2 separate regions of the Homo sapiens genome follow, and region 2 is linked to region 1. A link is a loop called in an ENCODE intact Hi-C map of the cell type or tissue named here. Cell type or tissue: mammary epithelial cell. All regions are shown on one strand. Region 1 has its middle 8.9 kb from the start of CPOX. Region 2 overlaps ST3GAL6 (ST3 beta-galactoside alpha-2,3-sialyltransferase 6).

What was found. Peaks named below come from ENCODE experiments on the same cell type or tissue, not always from the same donor. Only the 100,000 strongest peaks of a DNase experiment are listed, where the experiment ranks them.
Region 2: a loop joins it to region 1, with 6 times the contacts of the local background. A loop is called at or near these places in 23 of 110 quality-filtered maps.

What each region holds. Positions count from the first base shown.
Region 1 is chr3:98,601,297-98,603,796 of GRCh38, reverse strand. No RefSeq gene overlaps it. Among named protein-coding and RNA genes, the nearest start is that of CPOX, 8.9 kb to the right of the region's middle. In mammary epithelial cell, a CTCF peak has its summit at 1,531 (motif pointing left); no DNase peak of the experiment used is centred here.
Region 2 is chr3:98,784,111-98,786,610 of GRCh38, reverse strand. ST3GAL6 (ST3 beta-galactoside alpha-2,3-sialyltransferase 6) reads right to left here. Exons shown (of 10, transcript NM_001323368.2): 6 at 1,571-1,666. Among named protein-coding and RNA genes, the nearest start is that of ST3GAL6, 22 kb to the right of the region's middle. In mammary epithelial cell, no CTCF peak of the experiment used is centred here; DNase peaks (open chromatin) are centred at 1,390 and 1,750; H3K27ac peaks cover 746 bases.

The sequences.
Region 1 (2,500 bases):
CTCTGGCCTCTCCCACCCCTGTGGCAGCTCCTCCCATTCTAGCCACTGGCATGATAAGCAGAACTGAAGTTTATTTCAGTATTTCTTAGGTCAAACACTTCAAAGCTGCCACAGTTCCTGAAAATCTACCCCAACATCTACAGGATCACCAGGTGAGATGCTGGATGTACCCCCTTCTCAGCTTCTGGTGCTACAGAGAACAGTCCAGTTTTTCTCTGGTGACTGCATAGTTCACAGGAGTTCTCCTTGCAGGATCTGCTGCTCAAAACCTAGGGAGGATGCCTGCCAGGTACTCTATCCTATATGTTTGTATAAAACAGCGGGGTGTGGTTGAGGCAGAGTACTTTATTACAAGCTTGAGCTCTGGTTTGAACTCCAAAGAAGGAAGGATTTATAATGTTCAAATTATTGTGAGTCACTGTTGTGGATAATCCTAAAGTTTTCTGGAAACCCTTTCTTGGTTGGAAAAGGAGCAGCATTACATCTACCTGACCTCCCCGATATACTGCCTCCACTCTCTTCCCTTGCCTCCCACCCCCCCATTTCACTTCCAGAATAATCTATCTCAGATATAAACCTCATTAAGCCATCTTCTGCTTTAATGCCTTTTGATGGATTTCTATGGACTTATGAATAATGTACAAGTTCTTTAACAGAGCATAAAAAGACCAGCCTCATTTCGCTCCATTTTCTATTCTGCAATTTTTGTTGCTGCCATTCCATTATCACTGTAGCTAAGAGTCGGAACATGAGGTCTTTGCCTGACTGGGTACTCACTATTAAGAGGATCCTTCTTTATTGATTGATTGATTGATTGAGTCAGAGTCTCTGTCACTCAGGCTGGAGTGCAGTGGAGCAATCATAGCTCAATGCAGCCTTGAACTCCTGGACACGAGCGATCCTCCTGCTTCAGCCTCCTGAAGCTGGGACTACAGGCGTACACCACCACATCTGACTACTTTATTTATTTAATTTTTAGTAGAGTTGAGGTCTTTCTACGTTGCTCACAGGGTTCTCGAACTCTAGGCCTCAAGCAAAACTCCTACCTTGGCCTCCCAAAGTGCTAGGAATACAGGGTGAGCCACTGTGCCTGGCCCCTTTTTAAATTTTTAAAATAGTTCTGTATTTCTCAAGAGTGACTCTAAGGTCCCCTGCTATACAATCAATAAATATGATTATTAAAAATAATACTTATAATAATAGAGCTAATATATATTGCTAGGCACTAGGTTGTGTTCTAAGTTAACTTATCTAATCATCACAACTACCCTAAGAGGGAAATGTTATTTCTAACTTCATCCAGTGGATGAGGAAATCCAGGCACAGGGAGGTTACCTAATTGCCTAAGTTCACAAATGGCAAAGCCAGTTTTCAAACCCTGGCCATCAGACTCCATGAGCCATTCCCTTAACTATGCTCTTAGAGAGTATCCCATTAAAAAGCAGGTTCACAGGCTCCTCTACAGCCTCGAAACATACACTTTTAACAAGATCCCAAGCTCTAGATGCTGGTTTGCAAATTAGTAGGTGAGTGCCCTCTAGTGTACACACGAGTGTCACACATTTGTTGATGTATCATGTTTTCTAATGTGCTCTGTAAAAAAGAGCCAAATTTCATTATGCACGTATTTCAGTGGTTGTAGTTGGATAAATTATATTCATGTCGATGACTAAACTGGTTTGTACCACCTTAAATTTATTTTTGACACAAATTCTATAAACACAGTATTGCCATAAACGCTGTCTCTCTGGTTAGACCCCAGCAGCTCCTAGAAATTCAATTTAAATATTGGAGGCCCCCCTTCCCAATACAGCTTGTTGTTAAGAATGGAGGTTCATAGCCTTAGTGCACAACAAATGCTAAGTGGAAAACATCACATCCACTCTGCAAGAGTCAGGTTTTATCCATCCTCTCTATGTTGGTTGCACTAGACCATTAATTGTCTTCAGTAGGCCGCGCTCAGCTTATTCCCTCATAAGGGGATGCCATTACATTTGAGGCCCTCAGTCTTTCTTCCTGTCATCTTTAAGTGAAAGTTAGAATAGAGATAATCCATCCACTATTTAGTGTGATGTGCATAAACTCCCTATGTTACTACGTTAGGCTACTGGTTATTCTCAGAAAGGATTCCATTCACGTATTTATTAGGTTATAATTTAGTGTTTATAACAAAAGACCCCAAAATTCAGTGGCTAAAACAAAAGTGAAGTTCATTCTGTCTGATTGAACTTTCCAGAGTCATAGTCCAAAATGCATAGTGTTGCTCTGTCATCCTCACTCAACACACAGATTTTATTTCTGGGTTCAAAGTGGCTGTTCCACTTCATGCCTTCACAGCTGTATCCTAGCCAGTAGCGAAAAGGCCAGAGGAAGCACATTTATTCCTTTTAAGAATAAACTCAGAAGTGACACACAATAGTTTTATTCACATCCTACTGGCCAGGATTTGATCATAAGCTTCAAGAGGGGATATGAGTGTAGTGGAAGCATTCTGCTCTAC
Region 2 (2,500 bases), 180 kb before region 1:
TTGGTTTCTCTACATCTTCATCTGTACATTCAGGTGTACATTCTCTGCATTCCCTCTTCGACCTAGTCCAGCCGGGCTTCTTGCCACATCACGCCTCTAAGCCTGCTTTTATTGGGAGTGTCAATGAGCCTCAGGTCACCAGTCCAATGGTCACCACTCTGTCCTTATCTTGCATGACCTCTCACCAGCACTGGGATACAGTTGGTCACTCCTTCTGTCCTGGAACACTTTGCTCTCTTGGCTTCTGTGATCACCTTCTCCCGATTTTCTTCTTACCTCACTGGTGGATCCTCTTCATCTCTTTTACACATTCCTTTTTCTTTGCTCAACCTCTAAATTTTGAGTTCTCTGAGGCTCAGTCCTCACTCTCTTCTCTCTCTCTCAGTCTCTCCTTGGGAAATCTCACCCAGTCCATGGTTTAAATACAGCTTATAGGCCACACACCATCAAGATTTTAACCTGTTTATCCAACTGCCTACTCGACAAACCCACTGCAAATCTAACAAGCATCTCAAATCTAACATGTTCATATCATGGTTTTCCTCTAAACCTGCTCCTATACCAGTCTTCCCCAACTTAATAAATGATACCACTCTCCAGCCAATCTCCTAAGCTGAAAACAGAGTAGGAGGCATCCTTGATTTCTTTATTCTCATTACTCTTCACATCTAATACGGCAACAAATCCCGATAACTCTATGTCTAAAACACATCTTCAGTCAGTCCACATATCTCTTCCTCTCCTACAACAATCCTGTCCCAAGCCACCATCATATTATACCCGAATACAGCAACCTAATTGGCCTCTTCATTTCCACCCTTGTCCCCCACATTCCATTGTCCATGCCACAGCCAGAATATTTAAGACATAACCAGACTGCTTTGTTCTCTTGCTTAAAACCCTTAAAAAGCTTCCTGTTGCACTTAAAATCCAAGTTTCTAATCCTAGCTTACAAAGTCCTATGCAGCCTGATCTTTGCTCACCGCTTCAGCTTCCAATTCCACCACTCTCCCCCTGCCTGCTACTTTCCAGCTTCACTGGGTTTCTTTGCTACTCCTCTCAAACTCAGGATCATCTCCTCCTGAGGCCCTGCAGCAAACATCCTTTCTGCCTGGACTGCTCTACCATAATCTTCATATGGCTGTTGCTGTGTGGTCACTTGGGCCCTGCTTAGATGTCTCTTTCTCAAAGTGGTCAATCATTACAAAGGAGCCATTCAAAGATTCTCTGTTATATCCTTTTTAAATTATGTATGGCATTTATTATTTTTATATATTTAATTACTCATTTTCTTCCCTCCACAGGGAGCACAAACATTGTTCTTATCCATTGCTATCTCTCCTGTGGCTAGAAGCATGCTAGCACACTAAGGAGACTTAACAAATACTTGCTAAATGAGTAACCTGAAATCTAGGTCTAACTCTAGCCAACAACCAAGAGAGAAGGTTGTGCAATAAAAAAAAAACCAAATGGAAACATCTCCCCTTCCTGTCAAAACACAGCTGTATTAAGGCAAGAAACCATATTCTTTTGAAACAATTCTAGGGTAGCAAATAGAAAATATATTTACCTTATTATTACATCATAGGAGTCGATTTTTTCTCCTAATGTCTTATTCTTCAAAACTCCTCCATTACCAACCACCACACACTTTTTACAGGGTATGCTGTTGGACAGATGGACAAGTGAGAGATTGAGCCATCTTTTACAAAACTGATTCCAAGAATCCATGCATACTGTCAGAAACCCAGTGCCAAATTCCACTTGTTGCGCAAGTAGAAAAAGAACCAACTGCGACTTACAAGTCTAGAGCTGTATTAAAAAGATACAAGATTCAATGAGTAACATTCTATAGGAAGAGCATATCATTGTCAGCAACTATTATCAGCCCATACATGTTCTCTCATTTGATTCTCATACCCACCTATTGAGATAAGTAAGCCTGATATTCCCAGTATACAAATGAAGAAAGAGGTTCAGAAATCTATTATGTAACATTTTAAAGTCATACTCCAAAGTGGAACTAGCATGTGGATCCAGAACTTGAGACTGTGAAACACACCTCCATATAGGACTCTGCATTTGTGTTTTACATTATGCAGGTCTACATTCTTTGCCAGCATTACCCACTCCTCGAAGATTCTACCTCTGGCTCTCTGCTGCACAAGTGTGGAGATGGACAGTTTGGAATCTGGTGAGAAAAGTGCAGTTTTCTGTACCCTGCCCATGCTCACTTCAATTTCTCAAACATGGACTGGTCCTTGGAGCTTAACCAATACAAACTAAAAGTTCACGCGGTGTTCCTGGCAAACAGCTTTAAAGTAGAACACAAAGGGGAACTTCGTGTTGCTGGTCCATCTCTCTCCCAGCTCTTACCCTCACCCAGGCAGGCCTGGAGAAATGACAAAATAGACTGTGTCCTTGCCCGCTAGGGAACAAAACCACAGAAGGGAAAGTTGTTGAGGCTATCCTTCCAGGGCCCTCATGGCATGGAAAGTCT